Linked DNA regions of Homo sapiens: region 1 is linked to region 2. A link is a contact called in ENCODE Hi-C or POLR2A ChIA-PET data. All regions are on one chromosome and are shown on one strand. The core of a region is the stretch at or near the end of the contact, and the rest is flanking DNA. Distances in the headings are between cores, read along the strand shown. Region 1 holds the start of LRRTM3 (leucine rich repeat transmembrane neuronal 3). Region 2 has its middle 230 kb from the start of LINC01515.

Region 1 (6,823 bases), core at 2,816-5,315, 1.6 Mb after region 2:
TCTCTTTCAGTTATGAATTTCTAAGTTTATATCTGGCAACTCAGTTTCATATTGGACTAAAATTTGGCAGTATTGCCAAACTGAGATTTGATTTATTTACCCAATTTAAACAAAATATGTTTAGCTATTTGAAGTCCTATAAGCACAATAAAATAAAAAGTCTTTAGATACATGACACTATTTTTATAATTGTATAAATCATTAAGGCCCTGGATGCATTGGGGATATTTAACTCGTCAGGTAGTTTACGGTTTGTTCTGTATGCGATATTAAGTGCAAAAGAAGTTGCTAGTTTCTAAATACATAATGCAATATAATTTTGCTTCTGCTGAAAGGCAAATCAGAAATAATCAGCTCGCTATAGTCGACAAGTAAAAGGAGAAAAAACTTTTAAAAAGTATACAGGCAAATTACTAAAATCTTTTAGAACACAGTCTTTTCTTTTTCTCTTGAGGGACTACTCTATGTCTTTGCAGTAACTTCTGCAGCCTCAAGTATTCAGTGTGGCTTAGAATCACATTATTTTGTTTTGGATTTCTCAACTAGCCTCATGGATAATCTTCCCTCTTCAAACAATTTATTATCCTGAACCAGATCAGACCTGGTTGTGATGCCGACTTAAGGGGTCGTGCCAAAGTAGGGGCCATACACAGTTCCTGGAGGCTGACTCAGTCCAAGAGTGGCTACTGATTACTGTTGAGAAAGAGATTGATGGTCAGTATTTTTTTCCTTAATATTATTTCATTATGAACATTTTTCCTTGTCAATCAATACATTGCTACCAAAGCAATTTTTGTTGTAGCACATCATTCCTGTCATATAGTTTTGTTTTATTTTTATTTTATTTTTTATTTTTGTGGGTACATAGTAAGTGTGCATGTTTATGGGGTACATGAGATGTTTTGATATAGGCATGCAATGTGTAATAATCACATAAGGGTAAGTGTGGTATCCATGCCCTTAAGCATTTACGCTTTGTATAAAAAACAATCCAATTATACTTTTAGTTATTTTTAAATGCACAATTAATTCATTATTGACTATAGTCACCCCATTGTGCTAGCCAATACTAGGTCTTATTTACTCACTCTAATATTTTATACCCTCAGTTGTTAGTATTAAGACTAAATAAATATTAATCATAAGATCCAAAGGGTAGGTGTAAAGTCAGAACTATGCAGTAAGATAAGATCAGGAACCAAGATAAAAGAAAAATGTCTGAAAACTAAGAGCAATGTGTGTAACACAGCAGAGAATAATATTCACCGTAAATAATTCAAGAAGATTTATCCCAGGAAAAGCAAAGTGAGAGCCCACATTCTCAGTGGGTTCCTCTGTTCTTCTGTCAATGGGAAGTAAAGTATGATGAGCAAGAAGCACAAAGTTAATGGGTCCTCCAGCCTCCTGGAGTGGCTCTCTGCAGCTCTTGGGCAAAACAGATGTCTCAATGACTACGTGGGAGAGTGAGGGGAAAACTCAGAGCCTTTCAAGCAACAGAGGTGTGAGAGAGAAGTTATCAATATAATTCTCATTAGTCTGTTTTTGAGAGATACAAGTTGTCAAGCCCATTTGGGATATTAAATGATAAGGGTTCAGTATTACCCTTCTGTGCTGTGCAAAGGAGAATAGTCAAAAGCATATTTACTGTTCTCATGAAATTTGTAGTTTAACTATGAAGACAAGATATCTGTGAAAAGTAAAGATCACTTTCTGATCAACTAAGTTTTCTCACTTTCTAGTTTTTGTCTTTGTATATACCTCCTTTAAGAATACTTTCTCCAAAATTGTTTCCAGTCTCACTGACTGAGGAAATTTTCAGGACTCAATCCCATGTACAAATGTTGAACATTACATAATCAGTTATACTATATCCATTGTACTTGTGACTGATATAAAAACATATTTTTTTCAATAGCTATTTATTGCATGTCTGCAATGTGCCAAGTGCTGTTGTAGATATTAGGAAAAATGAAGTAGACAAAACATTGTCTTTGTCCTTGTGGAACTTACATCTCAGTATTATAAGTGTGCAAACCCTCTCTTCCTACTAGGAGAAAATATTATTTTTAATCATTCCTTCACAGTGAGTTTCTTAAACTTATTTCATCAGAGACTATTGAAAAGCACACACTCTTCCATCCCCCTAGAATGAGAATCCTGGGGGAGGGATTGGGCAGTCTATCTTTTTAAGAAACTCACTGGATGTTTCATGTGCATTCACAGCTTAGGTAACTCTGGGGGAAAGCACTGCCCTATTAAGAACATACTGCCCAAGGAATTGGTAATATCCATTGTACTATATCTGTAGGACCCCTTTTGATTGTCATTACTAGCCTTTATCAAACATCTCATCCTTGGAGAATGTGAAAGCTCTCCACGGTTTTCCACAGACAGTTCACCTAACAAAAAACAACAAGGCAAACTTTTTCAAGAATACCATTATTTTTAAATAAAATGCCTCTACATGGCAGATGTTATTATGTTCTACTTTGGAGATGAAAAGAATCGAACATTATTAGTCATGATCCACAGAACCAGAAGATTTATTTTAAAGATAAAGTTCAGATGATGAACATAAAGGAAGTTATCTCATCAAAGAAGGCAAGACTGAGTAAATCTCAGAAATCCACCATGTACAATATTTAAAAATGCTCACTAAAGTTGTTCTTTGTGAGTTAATGAAGGTCAGTATAGTCAATATTCAGTACGTAATCCTAGCAAGTACAAATAAAGTTAATATTATTCAAATATCTTACACAGGCTTATTGCATGCAACACACTGTTCTAAGTAACATACAGATATTAAAATGACTTAATTCTCAAAACATGAAGTGAGTTTTTGTTTTTATGCCCGTTTTGCAGATGAGAAAACTGAGGCATAGGGAAGGTAAGTAACGCGCTTAAGGTTACATAGCTGGTAAATTGTAGCCAGGAGTTGGAATCTAGGTGCCAAAATCTATGCTGTTAATCACTAAACTACGCTGCCTTAGTTTTTATACTTCTTTAGGAACCTCAGACCAAAAGAAATTTAGGCAATTCTAATAGAACAAGCAAGAATTTGCTAATCACAGCTTCCTTGCCCCAATCCTTTAATCGGCTTCATTTTCACTGACTTCTTTTTTAAATGAAGATAACAATGTTGTTGAACAGGATCATCTAGTGGTTAGTGGTTCGGCATAAGAATGACTCGCTTCTGAAGCTCAGCTCTAGCACTCGCTTGCTGTATGACCTTGAGAAAGTTACCTCCCCAAGTCTGTTTCCTCATCTTTAAAAGAGAGGTTATAATAGGACCCACATCATACTATTGTTTAAAGAGAAAACAACGTAGCCCATTTAAAGCACTTAGAAAGTGCTCCATAAATATTATTAGTGTAATAAATAGCAGCAACATCAATAAAGTATGAACCAAATGATCTCTTGATTCGTATCCTAACACTAAAAATGGTTTATTTCCCTTCTAATTAAAAGAGAATTACAACAACCAAAACAACAAACGAAACTATAGCCATAAAATCAATTATATCGTCTGTGAGAAAACCGGAAAGGCTATTGGACACATTAATTCACTTGTCATCAGTCATCCCCTCTATTCCAAAATGTTTGTGTTCTAACATCCTGAGACACCTTGCATAATATAATCACTGTGACTCCAAGAGGTCAAATGGGCAGGCAGTTAATGCTTCTCTGTGAAAAGCTCAATAATTCATTTTATAAATTTCAGTTTAAAGCCTGCGTTGAGGTTAAGAAAAATTGACGTTCGGTCTGTGAACTTAATGTCAAGCTCCAGAAAAACTCTGGGCAGCACATGTTTAGCAATTAAGTGGACACAGACAATAAAGACGTTGCCAAATTGTAAAACAAGACTTGGAAATCACAGAAAATGTTGCTAGTTATTGATCACGGTGACCATTCAGTTCCTACTGAGCCACCCAAAAGAATCATTCATTTTCCAGCAGAGAGCCTGCTCATTTGCAAGATAAAAGAGAGACATTTCTGCACATGCCCATAATGTTCTTCACCACTGGGGGCAGCTTTACATAAGACTGCATTCACTGAAACCAAAGCAACAGTCCGAGCAGCTTTCAGAATGACAGTCTGCAGAAGTGAGCTGAGCGTGTGCGCGGTACGGGGCTCTCCTGCCTTCTGGGCTCCAACGCAGCTCTGTGGCTGAACTGGGTGCTCATCACGGGAACTGCTGGGGTATGGAATACAGATGTGGCAGCTCAGGTAGCCCCAAATTGCCTGGAAGAATACATCATGTTTTTCGATAAGAAGAAATTGTAGGATCCAGTTTTTTTTTTAACCGCCCCCTCCCCACCCCCCAAAAAACTGTAAAGATGCAAAAACGTAATATCCATGAAGATCCTATTACCTAGGAAGATTTTGATGTTTTGCTGCGAATGCGGTGTTGGGATTTATTTGTTCTTGGAGTGTTCTGCGTGGCTGGCAAAGAATAATGTTCCAAAATCGGTCCATCTCCCAAGGGGTCCAATTTTTCTTCCTGGGTGTCAGCGAGCCCTGACTCACTACAGTGCAGCTGACAGGGGCTGTCATGCAACTGGCCCCTAAGCCAAAGCAAAAGACCTAAGGACGACCTTTGAACAATACAAAGGATGGGTATGTTTTGTCATTTTTCTTCTTTCCTTCTTAAAAACAAAAAACAAAAAACCTCTAGTGTGTGTAATAATTCTGCCTTAATTATTTTAGAGATTACCTTGCTCTGCTCTAAGACTATGAATTTATTTGCTTAGTGGCATGTTTCCTTGTTTAACTATTTAAAAAAACAAAACACTAAAGACAATTCTCTTTAATTACAAAGAGATAATATGTGATGTTAAGTGTTATTTAGATTTAAATTTTTAAAAATGAAAAATATATGCCTATTTTTGCTTGATTAAGGATTAATTCTTTTTTGGGGGGATAACTTTTCTAAGTTGTTTTTATTTCCAGGTTTCAATGTAATTAGGCTACTGAGCGGATCAGCTGTAGCACTGGTTATAGCCCCCACTGTCTTACTGACAATGCTTTCTTCTGCCGAACGAGGATGCCCTAAGGGCTGTAGGTGTGAAGGCAAAATGGTATATTGTGAATCTCAGAAATTACAGGAGATACCCTCAAGTATATCTGCTGGTTGCTTAGGTTTGTCCCTTCGCTATAACAGCCTTCAAAAACTTAAGTATAATCAATTTAAAGGGCTCAACCAGCTCACCTGGCTATACCTTGACCATAACCATATCAGCAATATTGACGAAAATGCTTTTAATGGAATACGCAGACTCAAAGAGCTGATTCTTAGTTCCAATAGAATCTCCTATTTTCTTAACAATACCTTCAGACCTGTGACAAATTTACGGAACTTGGATCTGTCCTATAATCAGCTGCATTCTCTGGGATCTGAACAGTTTCGGGGCTTGCGGAAGCTGCTGAGTTTACATTTACGGTCTAACTCCCTGAGAACCATCCCTGTGCGAATATTCCAAGACTGCCGCAACCTGGAACTTTTGGACCTGGGATATAACCGGATCCGAAGTTTAGCCAGGAATGTCTTTGCTGGCATGATCAGACTCAAAGAACTTCACCTGGAGCACAATCAATTTTCCAAGCTCAACCTGGCCCTTTTTCCAAGGTTGGTCAGCCTTCAGAACCTTTACTTGCAGTGGAATAAAATCAGTGTCATAGGACAGACCATGTCCTGGACCTGGAGCTCCTTACAAAGGCTTGATTTATCAGGCAATGAGATCGAAGCTTTCAGTGGACCCAGTGTTTTCCAGTGTGTCCCGAATCTGCAGCGCCTCAACCTGGATTCCAACAAGCTCACATTTATTGGTCAAGAGATTTTGGATTCTTGGATATCCCTCAATGACATCAGTCTTGCTGGGAATATATGGGAATGCAGCAGAAATATTTGCTCCCTTGTAAACTGGCTGAAAAGTTTTAAAGGTCTAAGGGAGAATACAATTATCTGTGCCAGTCCCAAAGAGCTGCAAGGAGTAAATGTGATCGATGCAGTGAAGAACTACAGCATCTGTGGCAAAAGTACTACAGAGAGGTTTGATCTGGCCAGGGCTCTCCCAAAGCCGACGTTTAAGCCCAAGCTCCCCAGGCCGAAGCATGAGAGCAAACCCCCTTTGCCCCCGACGGTGGGAGCCACAGAGCCCGGCCCAGAGACCGATGCTGACGCCGAGCACATCTCTTTCCATAAAATCATCGCGGGCAGCGTGGCGCTTTTCCTGTCCGTGCTCGTCATCCTGCTGGTTATCTACGTGTCATGGAAGCGGTACCCTGCGAGCATGAAGCAGCTGCAGCAGCGCTCCCTCATGCGAAGGCACAGGAAAAAGAAAAGACAGTCCCTAAAGCAAATGACTCCCAGCACCCAGGAATTTTATGTAGATTATAAACCCACCAACACGGAGACCAGCGAGATGCTGCTGAATGGGACGGGACCCTGCACCTATAACAAATCGGGCTCCAGGGAGTGTGAGGTATGAACCATTGTGATAAAAAGAGCTCTTAAAAGCTGGGAAATAAGTGGTGCTTTATTGAACTCTGGTGACTATCAAGGGAACGCGATGCCCCCCCTCCCCTTCCCTCTCCCTCTCACTTTGCTGGCAAGATCCTTCCTTGTCCGTTTTAGTGCATTCATAATACTGGTCATTTTCCTCTCATACATAATCAACCCATTGAAATTTAAATACCACAATCAATGTGAAGCTTGAACTCCGGTTTAATATAATACCTATTGTATAAGACCCTTTACTGATTCCATTAATGTCGCATTTGTTTTAAGATAAAACTTCTTTCATAAGTAATCCCCCACATTCGC
Region 2 (7,700 bases), core at 4,571-7,070:
TTTTACTCATATTAGTATCAGAAAAAGAGAACATTTCTCTTGAGAATCTAGCTTGTCATTAGCTTGTGAACAATGTGAAGCCACAGATACTAAAAATTTTCACTTTATATTATTTGCGAGGATTCTCAAGAACTTATTTTATGAAACATACCTAAGAATGTTATAAAACTTATGAATTCTAAGTTCTGATGCCATGTTTGGCTTTATATTATGTTTTATTTTTATCTTGATTCTACTATTCTACTCATTTATTACTTTTTTTTTTTTGGAAAGCTGACTTATTCTTCCTGCAAGTTGATGTGTAGATGAACTATATAACTACACAAATTAATCATAGGTAGAATATAATCAAGTCATCTTGGACAATGTTGACCAGTATTGTATCTTTTTTCCCCTTTATTTTATGATTCATGCTAAAGACTGGTAACTTTTACATTCATACACCTACTCTTGCATTATCCTGAATGCTGGCCATGTTCAATCACTTATTTCTTATTTTAGGTATGATCTATTGGTGAAAAAATATTTTCTAACTTGTTTTTATTATAAAATTTGAAGTAAACTATCAGGTATTATAACCAATGTTTATATTGCTGCCATTAGCTAAGTAGTAAAAAAAGGTACTATGACACAATAACTACACACCATCATATACCCTCATCTTGAATAAGAAATTATTACTCTGCTGTGGCAGCCATATTATTTGATCAAAAGCCGTACACATGGTTTGCTTATATTTCTCTTGAGGAAGAAATTTGCTCAGCATACTTTCCAATAATTTTGCAGCTTCAACAAATAGTTAGAAATAAACCACTTAACTCCATAAAACCATAGCCATTTCAGAAAGGAAAATGAGGTCTCTCTCTGTCAATGATCCATGATTAAAATGACCATATATCTATGTTGCAAGTACAGTCCTGATTTACACCTGTTGTCCTGACATCCAGTCTGGTTAAGCTTTGTCTTGGCTTTACTTCTTTAATAAGATATTTTTAATAATGGTTGCACTAAAATAAGCCAGAATGAATTTGACCTCCATTTTTCTACTCTGTTCTTGTTTAATAGTCTTTGAAATGTACACGCAGTCGATAGATTTCTGATGTTAACATGTGGTTAAATCAGAAAGATGACCAGCAATAACCTGGTGCTTTCCAGAAGCAGCATAACTAACGTTTTCTTTCAAGGACAGCAAGAAGGGCTTTGCTGATAAATAAAATGTGCTTGGGCTCTGAGACAGAAATGGCTAGGGACGGCTAACTCCTGCTCTCAGTGATGAGGAAGTATATGATGATGCTGCCCCTGCCTTGTACTCAGGCTACCAGCCAGTGAGCTTGTGTAATTCAGGCTACAATCTGGAAAATACACTAAGCATCCAGGCTGCTAATCAGTGAATCAGTGGGAAAGTGGGAAAGGTAAGCTAGGTTTAGAAATATGGGGATAGGAAGTAGACTTGAGCTACAGAAAGCAATATTTTATGGAGTTTTCTTTGTTTTGTAATTCTTTTTTGTTTGCTTGTTTAACAATAAACCAGTCTGAATCAATGAGCTACAAAACTGAAAGTACATGTCTAATGAAAAATTATGGAATGGGTTGTAGTTTCTCAAAAAGTTGATGATAAACACACAATCTGAACAAAATGCTTGTTGGCATTCACTACTCACCTTGGGGACAATATTGATTTTACCAATACATGAAAACCAGAAGACACAAATCTGCTAAAGACACCTCTTTGTCTGCTTCTAAGGTAAGTAGGTTTTTAAAGAAGATGAAACCTGAAGATTACACTTTCACACTTGTAGATGAATAACGTGACTTTATGCCTCATTTTAAGAAGCATGACCTATTTAAAAAAAAATAAACACTTTTCTCTCATTTTAGATTACAAGGGTTTTTTTTTTTTTTTGTACATTTGTTGATATTAATCTGCCAGCTCTTAAGGTGTTGACTTCATCACCAGATGTGTATCTGTCACTGGAAACTTCAAAATAAAATTATTTACTCCAATAAAAATTGGCTTTTCAAATTCAATTTATAAAATATAAAAAATGCAATCTTTCCATCAAACTTGAAGCATCTTATATCATTGTCAATACTACTGTCAGTTCAGATTAGAAGTCCCAATAAAGTAAAATTACTTGACTCTATGATTCAAATGCAAACATAAATTTTAATGGAGCATTGTGTTGGGTTAAGAATCATGGTGTCATAAAATTAAGAAAACTAGAACACAGAAATGTGCTTGAATTTGCTTCATATACACATGTAATTTAAAATTGATTGCAATCAAGCCTCAATATTCTATTAATCCAAGTTTAAATTACAGTTCTCAAAAGGTACAAATGTTTTTATAAGTATACAGAGAAGCACTGAACTATAAAATGTTTTTAAGAAACCTTATGTTGAATAGAGAAAATACTTCAACATGACAACACTGAATTACTGCCTGTTATTAATTGTACTTAAAACATGTTTGAGCCTTTAAAATAGTCTTTTGTAAATCCAACTGAATGATTTACAATTCCATTTAACTTTGCTTAGATGGGTTTTAAAATTTTTATTTGCATTTTGTTATCATTCTGGAAATCTTAAACCAAATTTTTCAATGAATGGCGAACCAAAAAACTTTAGCTTTGAAACGTTTATCAAATTGTAATAACTTAAAAAGTGCTTGCAAACAAGATATTGACGTTTATCTGTATAAAAGCAGGACAAAAATGCAATAAAACAGCGGAGCTCAAGTGATGCACACATTACAATTTTTGAAAGGCTATACTTGTTTCTTGGGTAGTGCAACCTGTGAAAGAATTTTTGGTGAGGTCCAGTTTTTAATGGGGTAAATTTATATTCTATCCCAGTATGAAAATACATTTCAAAACTATAAAATTTTGTAACAGTTAAATGCTGTTAAATATTCAAAAATCATGGCAACAGAAAACATATTTGAGAATTTTTTCTGTGAAAATGTGTGCCAAAGTAGGTATTCAGTATTGAGGCATGAAAAAAGTACTTGTAACAGCGTTTGGGCTTAAATATTTACAAATTTTAATGTAAAGAAATAGAATTAAAAATATACTCCAGTTAGTAGAATTTTCTCTCAACTTATGAGATACTTCAGCACTGACAGAGTATTTTCTTAATTCACAGAGAAAATCAATTCAGCATGCAAAAACTTTTAATATTATTAACCTTAAAATAAAATTTAAAGAAAGTTGCAGGTAATTATAAGAAAAACCTGAAAATAAATCCGTATTAAAAAACACATATTCTTTAAAAATTAAAATAAGACCAGTGATATTGAATTTTAGAGAGATACAGCTAGAAAACAAATTACTGTCTATAAATGTTATTTTTCATATTCACATATTTAATAACAATACAAATATTCTTTTCTCTAATATAGAGATAAATAATATTTTTAATTTTTAGGAAAAGTAATTTTGAAAATAATTTTTGAAACAAAATATTTCTAAATCTTCTAATATAATTAATTTGTCAGCTAAGTAAGTATTTAAAAATATACAATTTTAATTGTTTTTAGCACTCCTTTTAACTCTCAAAAATTTCTCAGTTGATAATTGTATGGTTATTCCATTTCTCACATATTATATTGGAAAGCAACTATACTGACATCCTAATACAAATTATCTCTTTACAGATGAGAATCTACAGTGGAAAATGATTATGTAATAAATTCAATGCTCTAAACCAGTTAAAAGAGCCAAGGCAAAATTGCACTCCCTTCATTTCAAGTTCGGGATTCGTTTTTGTTTGTTTCTCCGTTTCTGTTTTAGTTATACAGCTTAGGTTATAAGACAGTTCGTTCTCACCGTAGGTAAGCGAATATAATTCTCACTCCGCAAAAAGAGCTATGAAGGAACAATCACTTACAAATTTTTTTTTCAGACAAATAAAATAAATATTGAGTCCCTCTTCCATCGGACTGGCAGAAAAGTACATATCTGTCACTATTGGTGTTCCCTCTCCATTCCTATTTTTGAGCTTTTCAAAGCAAGACCATTTGAGAAAGCATCCCATGGTTCCACGTTGTTTCATATAGGTTCCTCTTGAGATGCTCACAAACTAAGTCTGTATAATTAAGGGTTCTGTGGCACTCAAGACACCTGAAGAATGAAAATAGTTCTATTTATTTTCCATCTGCTTTAGCATTTTTGAAGGCATAAATCTAGTTCCGTATCTTGGAAAATCTGTGTTCCTCAAATCTATCTTGACACTTGGGGAAAACTCTCCTCCTTTCTCTATTCCTGTCTATATCCTTTAAAGGCCTTGACATTTCCCTTCTTCCTTTCTGGCACATCAAGCATCATTTCTTCAGCTTGGATATTCACAATGGCAGGAAGAGGAATTGTGTTTAGTTTCTTCTGGTAACCTTACAATTTGCCCAGAGGCTAAGGGACACATATGGTCTGGAAACTGTAGCAACTTTATTAGAAGAAGTGGAGGAGAAGCAGTGATATCAATAAATTATCGTATCAAAACTTTCCATGGCTTCCTTTATTATTTTATTTAGGGCTGCCATGGTTCTCTTTATCTGTTGCTTACTGAGGAGAACATGCTATTTTCTGCTGATTAGGCTCACATAATAGAATGGATAATACAATTGTTTAGTAGGTGGTAAGATTTAGTGGAAAGAACACAAGGTATAAAATCATATGTGCTATGTTTGCATTCCAGTTTACGCATCTATTAGCTGTGTTAGCTTTAAAATAATACTTAAATGAGTCATAATTCTTCATTTGTGGAATAGTGAAAACAATTCCAGAATTATGGTGATTTTGTGAGAACTTGGTAGGCATCCAGTATTTCCTATCTTTCCTGTATTTCTTTCCATCTACTTCAAATTTGAGGTAGTTAATAGCATGGACTCAGTATAACTGATTAGAGCAAAATGTGATTGTAGTTTGTTGTTGCTTTGTTATTATTATTATAATTCTGCTCCATATATCTTCCAGTGCTGAACTTCCCAATTCAAACCAAACAAAATATAGTAAAACCTGAGACCATGCTTAGTTAACAAAAAGTTAAAAACTAAAAGTCTTACTGTCCTATGTAATAATGCCTGAAGCATGGCTTAAGCCAAGTTTAAAAGATGTGAACCTTATCTCCTAAGATTCAATAAATGTATTTCGTTTTGTTAGTGAAAAATTTCCTTCAGGTTTAGGTCAGAATTTCTCTAAAATAAAATAGCAACATATCTATACTTTGTCACTATTCTCAGTAAACCATTAGAGCTGCATTATGGCAATCTTGTAAAATTTATGCCCTTCTTAAAATTCCTTTCACATTTATTTTAAGACTACAAAGTCAAGGATGTCTGCTCACACTGGGACTTCCCAGATCTATATTACTAACCAGAGGGATAGGAGAAACTCTACTGTTTTCTTAATTGGGCTCCTTCCAGGTTTCCCACTCACTTATATTTCTTTGCCTCTATTTCCAAAGTGAAAACAGTTCTACCTCATTCCATTTTCTCTATTCCAGGTATAGGTTCACTCCTCCCAGGTTTAATAGTCTTATTCCGAGCACTGCAACTTTTTCATTCCTTCCTCTTGAAGTGTCAGCTTTTGTTTAACCCATTGGTGATGCTTCAATAACATTACCCAGAAGTGGCAACGCAAAGAGAAAAATGGAACAGATGCTGTGTGCATTATCACCAGAGAGCACAGAGGAGAACTGACTGTAGTTGATAACTCTTGATGGGGTAATTGAGCTATCTGTGGTGGATCCTCCGGAATTTATTATTTTCTTAACCACAGAAAAGTGGTATTTACTCTCAGCCTTGAGCATTTGAATGGTTGAATTGTTATCCTGAGATTATGTCCAGAGTTGCTAACAATTGGACCTCTGATTATAGACCTTCCTTTAAAACACATACACAGGCCTGCGATGAAGATTTAATCTGAAATGACTCAGAGGGTGAACTTCCTTTTCTGAAAAAATGTTTCAGTAGCAGCTGTGTTTTCTGGCATCAATCCTACCAAAATGCTGACCTAGCTTGACCCTGGAAGTCCCTTTTAGAAACATAGTTTTGGAGATATCTTTCTTAATAGCAAATTTACTTTGTTAGGGTCCAGTAAGCTATCTCCATATACTAGTAAAGCCTCATTGTTTTGATTCATTCTACTTTCTAAATTTTAGTAATTTAATGACAAGGATTAAAATTATCTAAAAGTTGTAATAGGTAAAAAATTCAAAAAGGGAAAGTGTAATTATGACCAAGATTGATGTTTAGTTTATATACACTAGGATGACTGTATTGATTGTGAAGATGCTAAAGTGTTTTATATTTTTGGTCATATTCTCAAATGTTCAGAGTTTCTCTCACTCTATCCATTGCCCTGGCTCTCCTGGAAATTAATGTTGAATCCCTGAGCCTCCACACAGGGGTTTTATAGAATCCTGTTCCAGTTATGTCTGCTGTTGGTTTTTATTGGTGGTTTTCCTGCTAGGAAAAGTCCACCTTTCAGGTACCACAGCTGGCTCTTACACACCTTTGTCCCATGTGTGTGAGTCAGTCAGCTTACCATGGCTCTTTAACACCTGTTCTCATTAATCTCCATAGTCAGAGTAAGCCCAGATACAAGAAAAGGAAATGTCTTTCATGATGATAATGCCATCACATCAGAGAGAAAATTCTCAGTTTCCTTTTGCGTGCCCACAGACAATGGCCCTATGTTATTAGACAGATTCATTTGCAGTCACTGTCATTACCACTAATCAAACTGCAGCATACACAGGACTTGCCTTAAGGAAGACTGAGAATGAAGTCATAGACAGTACAGTAATGAAGAACAAATTGAGCATTAATCAGGTACAGTGGACTCTTATAAAGAGGGTTTATAAGCAACAGCAAAAGGATGTGAGTAGCGGACAGGGATTTTGGGGTTGTGGGGGGCAGGAAAATACCAATGGTTTGAGTATCTCTTTCTACTGTGAGAGTTGAATTTTATTGTTATTTAGTGGGACAGTTTATTAAAACCAGTGGAATTCCTGCACATTGTGGGCATTGAAACAGCTTAATTATTAAATGTGAATGATAATGCTTATATACTGTTCAATCTATGTTGCACACAATTCTAATAAATATTTAGCCCTATTAATTCTATAATTTTCACTATGATCCTCATTATACTGATAATAAACTTAGGTCCAAATATGATATTTAAAATCTAACTGACAGTATTGCTTTAATTGCTTCCTATTCATCCTTTTAGTGAGGAAGTGATCCCTACCTTAGGGTTGTGGGTATGGTCAAACAGTCCATTGAAAATAGATAGATGAGATTGATAGCAGCTTATTAGTCACATATATCCATAGGGGTTTCAATCAGGAACACAGTTGTAAAACAGAGCTTTGGGAGGCAAATTTGTAGTATCAACACAATAAAGTGCATCCTGGTTTATACAGAAGAATGTAATTGACTTGTATGAATAAATCTCTAGGTTGGCAAAAAACTAGAACTATTGCTCAGGTATAAGTGGGAACTATGGTGTTTTGCTAGAAAACCGGAGCATGAATATAGAGTCGGGGTTTTATGGTTAGGCCATTCATGGCCCTGCGGATTTCACTAAATGTTGAGGCAGCACATAATATTGGGCCTTAATTTTAAGCCTTACATCGCACATCACATGGTGCATATTTCAGGCAGTCCCATAAACATTTGTGATAGAATGTGATAATGT

The links. Hi-C counts contacts between places; a loop is a spot of excess contacts on that map. ChIA-PET counts read pairs that join two places held with the same protein, here RNA polymerase II (POLR2A). Pooled maps may share reads with other maps.
Region 1: a loop to region 2 is called in a pooled map, with 2.4 times the contacts of the local background. The contact joins the promoter of LRRTM3 here to the enhancer-like site in region 2. A Hi-C loop is called at or near these places in 2 of 168 maps with a recorded cell type or tissue (Caco-2 and mammary epithelial cell), 1 of 37 single-sample maps with no recorded cell type and 5 of 50 pooled maps. POLR2A ChIA-PET finds 5 or more read pairs at or near these places in 1 of 52 experiments (PC-3).

The regions. Positions count from the first base shown.
Region 1 is chr10:66,921,971-66,928,793 of GRCh38, forward strand. It overlaps LRRTM3 (leucine rich repeat transmembrane neuronal 3), which reads left to right and starts at 4,066. Exons shown (of 3, transcript NM_178011.5): 1 at 4,066-4,617; 2 at 4,951-6,482. The coding sequence starts at 4,614. The region is part of intron 7 of CTNNA3 (catenin alpha 3); the gene reads right to left. The region is part of intron 3 of LOC101928961 (a long non-coding RNA gene); the gene reads right to left. RefSeq lists an enhancer at 3,453-4,309 and a silencer at 3,929-4,038.
Region 2 is chr10:65,335,816-65,343,515 of GRCh38, forward strand. No RefSeq gene overlaps it. Among named protein-coding and RNA genes, the nearest start is that of LINC01515, 230 kb to the right of the region's middle. Within about 2 kb of position 5,821, at least 2 of the 41 ENCODE cell types and tissues checked have a DNase peak (open chromatin) inside an H3K27ac peak, as active enhancers do; they include PC-3, where a contact is called at or near this core.